Linked DNA regions of Homo sapiens: region 1 is linked to region 2. A link is a loop called in an ENCODE intact Hi-C map of the cell type or tissue named here. Cell type or tissue: CD4-positive, alpha-beta T cell. All regions are shown on one strand.

Region 1 (8,000 bases), 580 kb after region 2:
AATGGTCTTGCTATGAATTTCCAAAGCAATTTAAAGCAGATAGTCAGGGCCAGATCTAGGGGGAGAAATCAACTGAACACCTCACATACAAAAAATCAACTTAATTTAAAATTGTTTATTTTTTGTTCAGAAAGAAAACATTCACCTCTTTTTTAAATTAAAACAGTAAGCATCTAATTTTATGAAATTAGTACTAGATAGAATATATTAAAGGGTAGGAGAAAGACAAAAAGAAATGAGATGGGAGGAAAAGGAAGAGAGTAACAAAATAAGTGGAAAAGGGAGCAGTAGATGGAGGAGAGAGAAAGATAGACAGGAAGAGAGAAACAATTACATGAACGAAGAACTAAAGAAGAAAGAAAGGCTGGAAGGACTTGCTGTACACTCAGAATGTCACCTTTAAAAAGAATATGTATTCTGCTATGGACTTTTTCTAAAAATGTTCATTAGGTCAAATTGGTTACTCGAGTTGTTTAGGTCTTCCATAACCTTATTGATTTTACATCTAGTTGTATCAATCACTGAGAGAGGCATGCCGGAGTCTCCAACTATGATAGCATGTTTTCTGTTTCATCCTCCAGTTCTGTCAATTCTTCCTTTATTTATTTTCAAGTTTTATGGTAGGATGCGTATATGTTTAGAATTGTAATGTCTTTTGGTGAATTGACCCTTTTGCTCTTCTGTAGTATTCTTCTTTTCCCTTGTAACTTTCCATGTTATGAAATCTATCTTTTCTGACATTAATCTAACCACTTCAACTATGTTTTTAAATTATGGTAAACTACACATAACATAAAATTTACCACCTTAGTCACTTTTAAGTGTTCAGTGATGTTTAGTGGTGTTAAGTATATTCACATAGTTGGGCAACCAATCTCCAGAATGTTTTTATCTCGCAAAACTGAAACTCTGTACTCATTAAGCAACATTTCACCCATTTTCTTCTCCCCACAGCCCCTGTCAACAACCATCCTACTTTCTTCCTCTATAAATTTGACCATTCTAGATACTGTATACAAATGGAATTATACTGTATTTGTCTTTTTTGACTGGCTGATTTCAGTTAGCATAATTTCCTCAAGAGTCAACCATGTTGTAGCATGTGTCAGAATTCCCCTCCTTTTTAAGGCTGAATAATATTCCATTGTGTGGCTAGGCCATATTTCATGTATCTATCCAGCTGTCTATGCACATTTGGGTTGCTTGTACCTCTTGGCTGTTGTACATAACGCTGTGAACATGAGGGTACAAATATCTCTTGGGAACTGGTTTTCAATTCTTTTGGATCTATACCCAGAAGTCAAATTGCTGGATTGTATAATAATTCTATTTTAAATAGAACCACCAGACTTTTTCCATATTGGCCACACCACTTTATATCACTTCAGTTATCTCTTGATTACTGTTTGAATGGTACATATTCTCCATTATTTACTTTTAAACTAAACCTATTTGTATTTTTATATTTAAAGTCTGTCTCATAGACAACATAGAGGTGGGATGTTGTTTTGTTGTTATTTTCCACTCTGACACTCTCGGTGTGTTAAGACCATTTATATTTCATGCGATTTTATGTAATTTAACTGACATGATTGAATTTAGATCTATCGTTTCATTAGTTTTCCCTCTCTGTTTCTTGCTCCTGTTTCCCCTTTCCTGCCTTCTCTTGCATTATTTGAATATTTTTAGTATTATATTTTAATATACCTTTTAACTTTTTAGCTATCTCTCTTCATATTATTTTTAATGGTTTCTCTATAAAGTGTAATATACATGGACATTTTTTCACAGTCCATTTAGAATTAATAGTTTACCACCTCAGGCAAAATATAAAAGCTAGGAATGTCCATTTTAAAGTGGCATCCAAGTGTAAAGGCAAGGTAAAGTAGAGTGTGTACTGTTTGTTTAGTACTGAAGTGGTGAATATGAATGCATACATGTTTGAACATGCATATAGTATTTCTGGAAGCCCACGCAAGAAATCCTTAGTAGTGACTGGCTCTGGGGAGGTCAAGGGTTGGAGGGAGGACAGGGATGGGAGCAGAGTTGTTTCTCATGGTAAATCTCCTTGTATCTTCATTTTTTTTTTTACCAAGTTTACCTATTGCCTTCTCAGAAAATAATTTGCAGAAAGCTTTATCCATTTATTATTCAAATATATCCCTATAAATGTCAATAGTGACACAATTGTTGAAGATTTTACAAAAGCTCAAATTCTAAAAAATTTAGAAGTTCTGCTTTTAAAAGAATAATCTAAAGCAATTGAAATTATACTTCAGTGACCACAGCAATCTCTTTTAAAGAGTAAGATGAAGTTAAATTAAAGGTCCCAGAATCTCTTTATAGAGTCACTTCCAGCCTTTCTCATTTCAGTGGATGACACAACATCTAAGCTCCAGTTATTGGTCTTAGTGAATCAGGGCTACCCTATTCTTCTTGCCAGTGATTGAATTACAGCTAAGCATGGGGCCACTGAGACCTGAGAGAAGTTCCACTGGAGCCCTTATGAGAATTCTTGCCCTTAAGATAAAGATCCCATTAAAGACAGCCCTATTTCTGCCTTTGGACATCACTGTGTTAGAATGTGTGGCCTAAAACTGCTGTAAAGAGGTGGAGGCAGAATCCTACCACCTACTCTCTCTTTGTTATGTGACTAATATCTTCCCTCTCTGTTTGATGTTTAAGAGTTTTTTTATTACTTGCAACTGATAGCTTTCTAACCAATATACCATCACTTTTTTTCATGTATTCATTATTCACATCCACATAAGCACTTCTACATGTGAGAGCTGAGATAGTCACCAGGAATACAGTATCGATAAATGCATGAGCCCTCGCTGCCTTCAAGGAGCCTATAGTCATGCATTCCTGCATCTGTCATGTCCCCTGCTTGCACTTGTCTCTCCTGATCATTTCTGACCCTTTGTGGCTCACCTCTATAATATACACACCTAATTGTTTACCTTCTCTGTGAACTGCCATGACTGACAACCCTTCCTCAATGCCATACACACCCTATGCTTTTGTTATAGCACTTTTCAGACTGCCTTGCAATCGCCTCTTCATTAGCCTGTGAGCTCCTATTGTGAACCCCCGAGGCAGCCACAGGGCCTGGATATTAATAATGCTTAGTCAGGCATCTGCTAACTAGCCACCCTAAGGACTGGGGGCACTGTGAAGGCAAGTTCAAATGTTGGGAAGAAGTCACCAGCTATTGCTTAGAAACCAGAGCAGGGGATGCAGGCAGGTCCTGAACTACAAGCCAAAAGATGAGAGAACACAGAGAGGAAGGAGGGCCATATTGGCAAAGGACAAAAACCCCTGTCCCTCTTGGCCCTTCCTCCAAGCCCCAAACTCCTTGACTTCTCCTCCCAGAGGTCACTGCACAACCAGGAATCCACCCAAAAGAAATATGAAGCTTTCATCTGTTTAGCTGTTTGGCTGGATGGGCCCTTGTTTTTATACTCACGGGTCTAGTTAGGTAACACTCTTCCCTTTCACCAAAGTTCTGCAGCCCTCCACCCCCACCCTCCTTGATCTTCAGACATGGCTCATTGTGTTTCTGGCCCTGCCTGCCTCCTTTCTAACCCATCCTTCTTAGTCAGTTCATCAGAAAGTGGTTTCCTGATTGATTCTTCTCAATGGGTTTTCTCAAAAGCCCTTTTAAATTAAATTATATTATTTGTTCCAAGGTAACTAAAGCCAACATAAGCCAGCCCAAGTTCCAGTGCAGCTCAAACAGGTGACTTCTCATATGATGCAAAGGTTCTTAATTACAGACCACAGAATTCACTCTAGTGGATTTAAACACAAGGGTCTTTATTAAGAGGTAAAAACAGTGAAGAAGGCTGAAGAAACAAATCTAGACGAATAGTTCTCAACCCTTGCTTTACATTAGAATTGCCAAGAGAGCTTACAAAAATAAAATGCTCATGTCTTTGTTCAAGCCAATTAAATCAGAATTTGTAGTATTTTTTTTAAAGGTCCAAGTAATTCTAGTGTATAACCAAGATTCAGAGCTATTACTCCAGGCCAATGGGTCGCAACCTTGGCTACATACTGGAATCACCTGGGAAGTTTTAAAAATGCTGATGCCCAGGCACCACCCTTAGAGATTATGACTTAATCTGGGGTGTGGCCTTGGCACCTGCAGTGGTCAAAGCTTCCCAGGTGATTCTAATTAGAGCCTTGGCAGAGCTCCAGTATAGTCTAGGCCAGTACTTCTCAACCTTGACTGGGTGTGTGAATCACCTGGGGGTGTAGCTGATTCTTTAGGAGTGGGCTGGTGCCTGGGATTCTACTCCTGATCTGTGGACAACAGTTTGAGATGCTAGGCATTAAACTGAACTTCCAGGATTGGCTCCCAAAATTACAGCACAGAATCGGGCCGCCTAAGGAGCTGCGGCCTCCCCTGCAACCAGGAAGCTGCGGTATCTGACATCTGCCACCAACAGCTGTTAGCAACAGAGCTAGCACTCCTGCAGTGACACCCACTGGCCAAGTAAATGTCCACACACTCCACCTCTCTGCTCAGTGACTTAGATCCAAATCCAAATCTTACCTGACTACAGCTGCTTGGTGGATCCTAAGGCCACACCCTGAATCTACCTGCAAAAGATGCCTGGGAAACATATTTGCCAGCTCTTCAGTCTCAGCACGCTAGAGAGGGATTGAAACAAGTGTTGAATAAACCAATTAGCAGTTATGAGAACAGTGCCAGGAAAGTCACACTGCCTACCTTACTGAAGCCTGAAAGTCTACCATTTGAAAATAATTTCTTAAAATTAAGCACTGTTGGCCGGGTATGGTGGCTCCCGCCAGTAATCCCAGAACTTTGGGAGGCCGAGGCTGGTGGATCACGAGGTCAAGAGATCAAGACCATCCTGGCCAACACGGTGAAACCCTGTCTCTACTAAAAATACAAAAAATTAGCCAGGCGTGGTGGTGAGCACCTGTAGTCCCACCTACTCAGGAGGCCGAGGCAGGAGAATCACTTGAACCCGGGAGGCAGAGGTTGCAGTAAGCCGAGATCACACCACTGCACTCCAGCCTGAGTGACAAAGCAAGACTCCAAATCAAAAAAAAAAAAAAAAAATAAGCACTGTTGATAAATGCACAAGGTTATCCATGCCAGCAAAGAATTACCAAAGAATTAGAAACAGCCTTAGAAGACTGGCTAATCATGAAGCACCCTTATAGTGGAATAAAACTATGCAGCTAATGAAACAAAAAAATAAAAATAAAAATAAGGCAACTCTCAATGGGCTGATATTGAAGGATCTACAAGGCATATTAAAAAGTAAAATGTAAAAAAGCAAGATGCTATAATTTGTGCAAAAGGGATATAAGAAATACATGTACCTTTATGTTAGTAGGGACCCTCCGGAAGGATGCATACAAAATAGGATTCAGATACTGATTTCAGAGAGGGGAACTGGGTGGTTAGAGGATGGAGATGGACCATAGGCTTGGCACAATACATCTGTCCTACCTTTTGGATTTTGCACCTATTATATAAATAAATACAATCTGCTTTATAAATGAATTAAAATCTGCTCTATGAAAACGCCCTGCAAATTGTGACAGATGCATGCATGAATTTATTCAACACAGATGTACCTAACCCTCTCCCCATTCTGAGCCCTGTCTCAGTTCTGTGGAAGGGCCATGGCATGGTCCCCAAGACTGTAAGACCCCATGCCACAATGTGGTGAGTGCAACCGCAGAGGTGGACACACAGAGCCCCAGAGCACAGAGGAGAGGGTGATTGGTTTAGTCTAAGGGGCCCCGAGAATGTGGTCTATAGAAGGCATTGTTTGAAGGGAGACTTAAGGAAGATGTAAAATTGTGCTTGGTGAAGAAGAACATTCCAGACAGAGAGAACAGCTTGTGTGGTCTGGGGCTTGAGAGAAGGCACAGTATGCTCTGAGCAGTATGAGATAATAAGATGGCCAGAGCAGAGGTCATGGTGTCGGGGGTATACACCCACATGCATCTCCCTGAGCTCCCCACAACTCCCTGTTTGCGTGAGGATATACAGAGCAAATCATCACTGGATGGACTTTGAGGTTGGGAAGCTTTGATCTGAGATTCCCAGCTGTAGAGTGGTTCTCTTCTCCTGACCGAGTCCATCTGAAAAATGCCAAACAACAGGAACTACTAGACTCAGAGGTAGACCCAGCTGCACTTGATTATTGGTTTGCTTAGAAACACCTTGAACTAGGCTGGGTGCGGTGGTTCACGCCTGTAATCCCTGCACTTTGGGAAGCCAAGGTGGGCAGATCATGAGGTCAGGAGTTTGAGACCAGCCTGGCCAATATAGTGAAACCCCGTCTCTACTAAAAATACAAAAATTAGCCAGGTGTGGTGGCACGTGCCTGTAGTCCCAGCTGCTCAGGAGGCTAAGGCAGGAGAATCGCTTGAACCTGGGAGGTAGAGGTTCTGGTGAGCCAAGATTGTGCCACTGCACTCCAGCCTGGGCAACAGAGTGAGACTCCGTCTCAAAAAAAGTAAATTAATTAAAAAAAGAAACACCTTGAACTGAGGCAAAGAAGAAGCTAGACAACCTGTGCTCTTAAAACACTATTGTGAAATTTTAGGACCTTTATCTGAAGAAACTGCTTCATGCTTTGAAGGAGTGATGGGTCCTCCCACCACTGCCCACCGCCCACTCCCAGGTACTGCTGGGTTGAACAAAGGCAGAATGCTGAAGCCCACAGAGATGTCTCTGTCTGCATTCTCTCTCACCTTCCTCTTCTTAGGACCCCCCCTCTGCTGTGGGAGTTTAGATAGAGATACAAGCATTGAGAACACTGCAGCAGGCCAGAAAAGGGCAAAGGCATATTGGACAGGATCATGAAAGACATCATAGAGAGAGCCATTTAGGCTGCACCTGATGGGCAAGAAGGACTCAGGTGGGGAATAGGAGGAGGAGGTCAGGGACAGGGAGAGATGACACCACAAGAGCATGAGAAAGGGAGATGGGAAACACAGAGGCAAGAGAGACAATTTCCAGAGATGGTACATTCACCTCCCAGGCTGCTATAGCAACATACCACACTGGGTGGCTTAGAACAACAGAAACTAATTCTCTCATAGTTCTGGAGGCACAAAGTCTAAAATCAAGGTGCCATCAGGGCCATGCTCTCTCTGAAGACCCTAAGGAAAGATCCTTTCTTGCTTCTTTCTAGATCCTGGTATTCCTGAGCTTATAGAGACATCACTGCAAACTCTACCTGTGTCATCACATGGAAATCTCCTTGTGTGTCAAAATGTCCCTCTTCTTATAAGGATGCCAGTTATTAGATATAGGGCCCACCCTAATGCAGTATGACCTCATCTTCACATGATTACATTGGCAAAGACTATTTCCAAATAAGGTCATACATACAGGTACCAGGGATTTGGGACTTCAACATATCTTTTGAGAGACACAATTCAATACACAACAGATATTAAATAAGTTTCCTCTTCTGAGGAAACTGTGGAAGTTTAGTTAAGAATTCTAAGGATGTCTCCAAGCTCAGAGATAGAAAGTAACAGATCTGCAGGGCTCTCCATAGTCACTGCAGGGGACTTATGACAAGTGCCAGCCCTGCTCAGTTTAGACTTGGATCACAAGCAATGGAAAACGAGTGAATTTCATCAAAGGGTAGATCCTGTCCCTTTGGGGAGTCCTTCAGACTATTCTCAGGATGCTTCCAGCTCCAAAATTCCCCATCTGTACTGCAAGTCAGCCTGACTTTCCCAGGTCATCCACTTTGTGTATCTTCTCCCTCCTGCTCCCTCAGCCACCATCATCACCAGTCCTGTGTGCCATAAACTCAGGCTGAATTTCCTGGCTAATAAACTAGTCATTGCCAACAGCACAAATAGTTTCATGTGCCAACTGGCCATTTGCTTCTTAATAAATGGGAGCTTCTTGAGACAAAATTCTTTAATATGGAGGACAGATTTAGCCCAGTGGGGCTTTATCATGTTCCTTAACCCACTAAGCATCT
Region 2 (8,000 bases):
CCAGCACAGGGGTTATGAATGGATGAGGCAACACAGGCCTTGCCTGCGGGAAGTTCTAGAAAAATTCTGTTCTCACTTGGAGGGCTCAACTCTGCCTATCTTACCATTTGCCTTGGGACCCACCCAGGAGGGCAGCAGCTAGATCTTGCCCTGATGCATGTTTATTGCCCTCCATGGCCAAGGGCCGATGTGGAGGACACAGCCCTTTGGAAGGTGAGTGCAGGTGGTGGAGATCACAAAGGCTGGGTAGGAAGGAGACCACCGATGGTATCTGATTTCTGTTTTTCATATTCTCTGCCTCAGTTAGCATCCACTCTCTCTCCTCTTGTTCCTTCCCTCTCCCCCACCAGGGTCTTGCCATGTAGATGGTACAGCAGTCAGGGTCTAAACAGGAAAACAGAAATCAAGTTAATGGCAGGACATGACAGAAGGAAGGTAATGCAGTGACCTGGTTATAGGTGTTGGAGGGGCCAAGAGCCAAGTGGGACAGTGAAGAAACTTCAAAATCAGCAACCTCAAGAAGCTCCTGCCAGCTCGAGGGCTGGTGGCAGGGGAGTGGTGTTGACAGTGCCTGGGAGCCAGGGCCACCCATGAGAGCTGGAACCATGCCAGCCTACAGGTCAGGAGCTGAGGCCACTGCCAGAGGAGCCTCCCCAGAAAGGAGAGCAGGAAAGACACCTGCAGCTTCTCCCCCAAACCCTAAACTCCCCCAAGGGAAACAGAACCCAACAGGCATAGAGTCTGGAGTTGCAGAGGAGGGTGGGTGGTTGTATGTTTCGAGGAAGGGCCTTGAGGACAAACAGGCAGGAGACCAATACCAGGGAATTTCCAGACCACTGTGTACTGAGATTGTGAAGCAACTTCTTCAGGATCCCGCAGCCTGGTTAGGGACCTGGTTGGGGACCTGGTTTGGGACCTGGCTAGGGATGCAGCCAAGGATTTTACCCTGACTGCCCATCCTGGGTAGGATCTCTCTGGCTTTCTGTCCCAGCCCTCCTCTGTAGGACCAAGAGCTGCTTTGCAGACAGGTGGCTGAGGAAAAAGGTGTGGTCCCTGGCTGCTGGAATCAGTCAGTGTGAAGCGAGGGAGGGGTTGTGGGTAACAGCGCCTCTGCTTCCTCTCCACCTCTTTCACCCTGTTCCCACATTTCTTTTCATCTTCTTCACCTTCTGGGAACCCCTCCTACCATGTTCTTAAACCTATATCTTGGAGGTAATGGCCACTCCCGACCTTTTCTCTCTGGGATCCAGCCACTTGAGTTGCTATGGCAGAGACAATGCTCTGTGTTCACCTCCCCATTTCCTCTGTCTGAGCACGTGGCAAGGTTATATCTCCCAGCCTCCCTTGAGGTGAAGTTAACCCATCCATGTGACCCGTTCTGGCCAATGGGCTGTGGGCAGTGGATCCCCTCTGGTCCAAGGCACTTAAAACCAGGTGTGAGTTCTCCAAGTTCTCCTTTTCCTGCTACAGTAAGCTGAAGCCCACTCATGTTGACATGACATCAGTGGACAGAAGGGATCCTCAAGGAGAGGACAGCTGCCTTGGAGAATCAGACATCCTACACTGGACTTTACATGTGCAAAAAGTAAATTTTTATTGTATTAAGATACCAAGATTCAGAGGTTAATTTTAAAAACACACAAACAACAACAACAACAATAAAAACACATCATAGCCTGGTATTACCAAAACACAGTTGCTATATGCTATAATGATTTCTCCCAGAAACAGAGTGAGACCCCTCTTATATTCTTCCACAGGCCCCTGAGTGGCCCTTGTCCAGTTTAAGGCTGCAATCTCCATGGAGGCATCCCCAAGCCTGGCACAGTAGCTGGCACAAAAGAAAAACTGAGTAAATAGTTGTTGACTAAATGAACAAGTGAGTGAACTAATGAATAACCCAGGACCAGCTAAGAACATCTTAGAATGAGATCATGGTTTATCCTGGAGCACCAGAAGGAAAACACCCAGTCCAAGAGGGCGGAAATAGAATTCAGGGAAACCTTGACAGATTAGAAAAATGATCCATTCAGGATGGGTGAAATACAAGGCAAGGCTTGTAGAAATTCAACACAAGCCTCATCAATCCAGGGGGAGGTGAGGAGAAACCCAACGGGACCCAGGATCATAGGGGACTGGGAGTCTAATAACATCCTTAGGGAAGGACCAGCCTCTTCCATGCTGGGACAGGACCCAGGAAGGAGGAATCGGCACATGCCAGGCAGGGTGTGATCATCCCACTGCACTTGGCCTTCTCCCGGCATCTAATTTTAGCTGTCACATTTAAGAAGGATTTGGAAGCTCTGGAGCACAGCCAGAGCCAATAGGAGAAATGATGAAAGGTTGAAAAAAATAGAACCTGTAGGAAAAGTCCAGGAGAGGTGGGAGTTAAATGGGTCTGGGAGAGGCAGCTGTATGCAAATGAGCAGCTCTTTAGTTTGAGGAGGGTGGGGAAGCCAGAACTGGGGGACATTGATTTATACAGCAGCAAGAAAGGTTTAAGTTAGACTCCAGGAAGTGAAACTTGATGAAGGCTTCTGGTGAACTAAGTACTTCCCTTGGCTGCCCCCCTGCTCAGGAGGCCCTGGTAGACCCCTCCCTTGTCCCACAAGGGGCCAGGCATGAGGATGACTGGAAATGTGAAGTCCTAGAGGGCTGTAAAGGCAGGAACTATCTGATACTGTCCCTGGGTCATATGACAAGCAAGGAAAGAGTGTGAGCAGGGTCTGTCTGCTCTGGTTTCTGGGCCTGATGCAGGGGCTGGAGCAGATGACTTCTGTGGGTGGGGATTCCTCACATGGCATGAGGAAACAGTGATGTTTCAGGAATTGGATACTTTTCACATTTCCTCTAGGTTATCTCCCATATGGCTATATCCCTAGGAAATGTCTCACATCAGTTAAGGCAGTTGATGCATTCTAACTATGACCCTGGGATCAGCTTTAGGAAAGGGGTCGCCAAGGATTGACGGAGCCTAATGCATCCCAGGATGTCAGAACTAAAAGGATTGTGGCAGATTATCCAATCCAACCTCCCAACCCTTTGCAAGTGAAGACACTGAGCTCTGGGGAGCTTTCAGAAATTAGAACATCAGTGGTGAAATCAGCAGCATACCCAGGTCCCTGGATGTCTGACCCAGTGTTCCTCCAACCAGCTCATGTTTGACTCTCAAAGTGAGAGCCACGAGGCCAGGGAAGAGGTCAGGATGAACACAGAAGGATAGAGGCCTGGAAAGGGGTGATGGGGCCAGAAATGGGGAAGGGGCAGGAAGGAAAAGAGAAAAGAAAGCTTTCCCTCTCTTGGGCTGGGTGGTGAGAGGAGCCAGGCAAGATTTTCTGTTGTTTTAGAGAGAGCTAAGGGTAGAGGGCTGGTGTGGGAGGCAGGGCTGCTGAGGGGGGCCTCTCATGGGGGGCTCCTTTGGGGTCAGCACTTTCCTAGCTGGCTGGCTTCATCCACCCACCTTCCCTAGATTTCCCCACTTCCTACATTCTCACCTGCCCCTTCCGCCAGTTAATCTCTGAAACCACAGGAAGAGTGGGGTTCTGGGGGCAGATAGAGGAGGTACTGTGAACGGGGTGTGATGTCCTAGAGATGTCACCTGGAAACAGATGTGTATACCCCAGAGGATGCCTGAGCCCCCTCCAGGTCCCTCACCAACATCTCAAAGCACAAAATGGTATCCAGTGTGCTGAAGACCTACTCACGGTAAGGGCTGGAGCAGAGAGGAGGATCAAGAGGCTTCCAAGTATGCGTTCCCTGCCGGAGAAAGCCGGTCTGGTTTCCCTCGCTGGAGGGCCTCTCGATTCTCAGGCTTCCATCAATGTGTGAGCAGGAGCCTTGCACCAATGTCCCTCTCCCAGGTCACACACCTCTAGGACCTCTGCGTCCATCCTCCTGCCTAAGCATTTCCCTGACGCACCTCCAAGTGGCGTCCTCCTCTCCACAAGGGAGCAGTCTCTGGGCTTCCTCCAACTTTTCTCATGCTTTTAAGCTAAGCCACAGCCCCTCACTGGGATCTATGGAAGAAGGACCACTCCTAGCTGTGCTGGGGAAACTGCCAATGCAGTGATCTCCCCACTCCTCTACTTGTTCCTAGAGACCCTCCTCTATCTTATCTAGCTCACCGGCCCACCTGTCCTCTCCTCCCTTTCTTCCGTAAGGATGCTGCAGCCACCCCTGCACCTGGCCGCAAGAGGGCACCATGCCCTCACTGCCACCCCAGCTCTCCAGCCCACTCCTACCTCTGCCTTCCTTATAGTCCTGCCAGATCGCACTTGGCAGAAAGGAGCCAACTAGGAAATCCCAGGATAATCTAAGAGGTTTATGTCAAAAGGTTTACAAGGGAAAAGGTAGGTAAAAATAAGTGCCTGGCACTCTGCCAGCTGCTGGGGATTCAAAGGTGAATAAGACCCCTACCTGCCCACTTCTTAGTCTCAAAGAGGAGACAGGTAATTACTGTGCAGTAGGTGAGCCCAGGAGGGTAGAGAAATGCAGCCTGCTGATGTAACAGCCAAGAGGGGCTCCCTGCCCCCAACTTCACCAGGGGCTCAGGGAAGATTCCTAGAGGATTCCTGAAAGGTGAGTAGGAAGCAGCAGGTGAGGGAGACAAGGGCAAATCAGGAGGCAGGAACAGCAAGCCCGGGAGTGGGATCAGCATGAGCAGAGGTTGGGAGGCATGAAAGATTTAGAGTGGAACATAGGGTAAGTTGACTTTGTCATATTCCAGGCACCAGGTTCTGTTCCTCTCCTTTCCTGGTCTGAGGAATGCCCAACTGTGGGAGCTTTCAGTGCTACCCTAAGAAGCCTAGCAGAGTTCCCAGGCCCTCCTGCAGCCCTGCCCTCCTCCTTTTCTCTGGGGAGGAGCGGAGTGTCCGGGCTTGGGCGAAGGTGCTATCACTCAGTCCTCATGGTGTTCCCTGGATGGTGACCTCCTGATTCAGGTTGTTATTATTCCCATTTTGCTGATGAGAAACCAGGGGCTCAGGAAGATGGAGGAACCTGCGCAGGACTGCGTGGCAGAGCTAAGCCCCTCAGCCAGGGCTTCTGCCCCCAGCCCCTGTGGCCTGTGCTGCTTAGAAGGGACCGTATGGAAATCCCTCTCTCCCCATGTGGTCCAGAAGGCTGACACTAGCCATTTGAAGCAGATTTTTTTTTAATGGAGGCTTTCCAATTACAAAAGTAATAAATACTCATTATTTTAAAAATCAAACAATATAGAAATTCACAATATTCACAATATTGAAAGTAAAAGTATCTTATAATCCCACCTCTCTCTCCCCAAGGTAACTACTCTTAACAGTTTGATATGTATTTTTCTAGACTTTCCCATGGGTTTGCAAATATGATTGTACATTTTTAAAAAATGAAATTATGCTTTGCTGCAATTTGCTTTCTTCAACTTAACAGTCAGTCTTGAACTGTTCACATGCATGCATACTGATCTATAAAGTGGGGCTTCTTGTGATTCCCACTTATTGCTGAGGAAGCCAGGCTTCCTCAGGGAAGGTAAGCTTCCCCAACCACACAGCTCAGGAGGGACAGACTTACCAGCCCAGCCTGTCAAGATCTGGGGCAGCCAGTGGGGAGCTACACCCACCCACTCACTGCTTTTTCTCCCAGCAGCCTTCTCACTGTCCTCAGCTGCTAGGAATTTTTAGGAATGGATTTCTGTGTCATTTCTAATAGATCAGGAATATCCTAGCAAGACAGATTGTCAGAGCCTGTTGGGTGGTAAATCCAGGCTCATCCCTCTTGTATGCAGATCATTCCTTTTCCCCAGGAAGGAAGCTCTGGGTAGCAGCTCCCTGGGGGTGGGAGGTGGGGGCGGAATGAAGCAGCACAGGGCCGCTGACCCACCAGCCTCCTGAAATAGCCAAATATCCGGGCTGGTGAAGGCAAGTGCCACGAAATTCAGCCAGTAGCATCCCTTCACCTCTTGATCCTCAATGTGTGGTCTCAGGAGTAGCAGCCCTGGCATCCCTGGGGAGCTGGTTAGAAATGCAAAATCTCAGCCCACAGGCCAGACCCACTGAATCAGAATCAGCATTTTAACAAGATCCCTGGGGGAGTCCTATGCATAGTAAAGTATGAGTAGCTGGGGTTAGGCAGTATTCTGGTTCCTATAAAGCCAGCCCATGGCTTCTTTCCAGAAGTTTAGTTGATGAATTTGGTATTAGAAACTTAATAAGAGCTAGCAGTTACATGTAAGTTTCTATGTGCCAAGCAACATTGCAAGTGTCTTACTTATATGAACTCATTTAATCCTTACAAGGATGCTATGAGTTGAGGTATTATGATTATCCTGCTTTTACAGATGAAGAAACTGAGGTGCAGAAAATTTGCTTAATTTGCCTGAGGTCACATGCTAACCAGAGGGTGATCTGGGGCTTAAACTCAGGTCCTCCAGGATCTTAACCACCACAGCACACTGCCCTGCAAGTAGATGCACCCATCTGGCATGGAGCAGTTTTGACAGGTATCTCCAAGGTGGCATTTCTAAGTAGAGCTTGCCAACACATCTTGCTTTTCTCCCCCACCGTCTTCCCCCTTCCTAAAGACTGGTCACCTTGGAGAAGCTGCCAGAGCTCAACAGGAACCTCGCCACTGCTTTTGTGGTGATGCCAAGGCCAAGAAGTAATAGCAGCTTATTATATCTGCAAAACCCTTTATCATCTATTATGTCTCTTTATTCTCCAAGAACCAAGTGAGATGAGGCAGGTGTTACTATCCCCACCGGAAGAACAGGAAAGGAGCCTAGAGACACCCGGTGACTTAATCAAGGTCATGCAGAATGGAGGCTAGTAGCCAGGCCTCCTGACTTCTGGAGCATGTTCCTTTCATCTCTCTAGGATGCCCTCTTTTCTGGAAGACTCTATAGCAGTCCTCTCCACCCTGAAGGCAGCCAGCATCTCCTCTCAGTGCTTCTGCAGCTCTGCAGGGGAAACTGGGTCCCTGATGAAGCTTCAGCCTCTCTCCCAGGCTGCCTCCTGCCTGAAGCAATTATAAATCACGGCATTTTCCTTTCATTCAGACCTGATGTTTAATTCATCGCTATTCTGGCTGCTTTAATGCAGAGAACATTTATTCAGTGGAATAGCTTTGTTTTGCTTCCAAAGCTTTATTCTCCTGTTTAGAATACCATTGCTATTGCAGAGGGGGCTTCCTATTAGCCAGTTCAGAGACCCTCCCCCTCCTGCTCCCCAAGAGTGGCCCAGCCCTGCCATCTATGTGGACCCACCCCCGGGCTGAGAGTGAGCTTCACCTCCTGAGAAGGAGGAGTCCAGGCTTTTCTGTCCTTGGTCTAAGCACCTGACAATTTCAATTTGCTCACCACCTGCCTTTCTCCCAGCCACGTGCCTGGTGTGATGAGCTGCCTGGCTCCTAGATAGGGCTGCTACTGCCCAGGACACAAGAAGTTGGAAGGGCCTGGAGTGGGGTGGGGGTAGCACAGCTGTCGTACTTCCTTCTTGGAGCTCCTGCCTTGTGGCATTGACCACATCTTCAACTTCTTGCAGTCTAGATAAGTCTAGAACCTTGGACTCCAATCCCTGAATGCTGCACCACCTCCTGACGATAAACCTCCTGGGTGATCATTTCCATTGTCCTGGATCTCAGACTGCTAAGTGTCTACAAAATACCCATTCCTCCTCTATTTTGTATCAACAAAACCCTCAACTGAGCACCAGGCTTGAAACCCAGTTTACATATAAAACTACATTACCCAGCCTCTCTTGTAGCTAGGTGTGTTCATATGACTAGGTTCTAGCCACTGACAGCTAAGTGGAAGTGTTGTGTGAGACTTCTGTGAAGCCTTCCTAAACAAGAGAAGGCACAACTTTCTTAATTTATTTTCTGTTACTTATTAGCTGAAATGTAGATTTAAAGACTGGAACTCTAGCAGCCATTTTGAACCATGAGGTGGAAGCCACATACTGGGTCTAGGAGAGGCACAAGACAGAAGAAGCCAGGTCCCTGACACCAAGGATTCATCTTTCTGAGTG

What was found. A loop is a pair of places that touch in the nucleus more often than their neighbours do. Peaks named below come from ENCODE experiments on the same cell type or tissue, not always from the same donor. Only the 100,000 strongest peaks of a DNase experiment are listed, where the experiment ranks them.
Region 1: it touches region 2 in a loop (6-fold over the local background); 6 of 110 quality-filtered maps call a loop at or near these places.

Annotation. Positions count from the first base shown.
Region 1 is chr6:40,908,055-40,916,054 of GRCh38, forward strand. The region is part of intron 1 of LOC101929555 (a long non-coding RNA gene); the gene reads right to left. Among named protein-coding and RNA genes, the nearest start is that of UNC5CL, 130 kb to the right of the region's middle. In CD4-positive, alpha-beta T cell, no CTCF peak of the experiment used is centred here; a DNase peak (open chromatin) is centred at 4,477; H3K27me3 peaks cover 357 bases.
Region 2 is chr6:40,324,654-40,332,653 of GRCh38, forward strand. No RefSeq gene overlaps it. Among named protein-coding and RNA genes, the nearest start is that of LINC00951, 27 kb to the right of the region's middle. RefSeq lists enhancers at 5,034-5,672, 5,673-6,311. In CD4-positive, alpha-beta T cell, CTCF peaks have their summits at 4,227 (motif pointing right) and 4,431; a DNase peak (open chromatin) is centred at 4,198; H3K27me3 peaks cover 1,122 bases.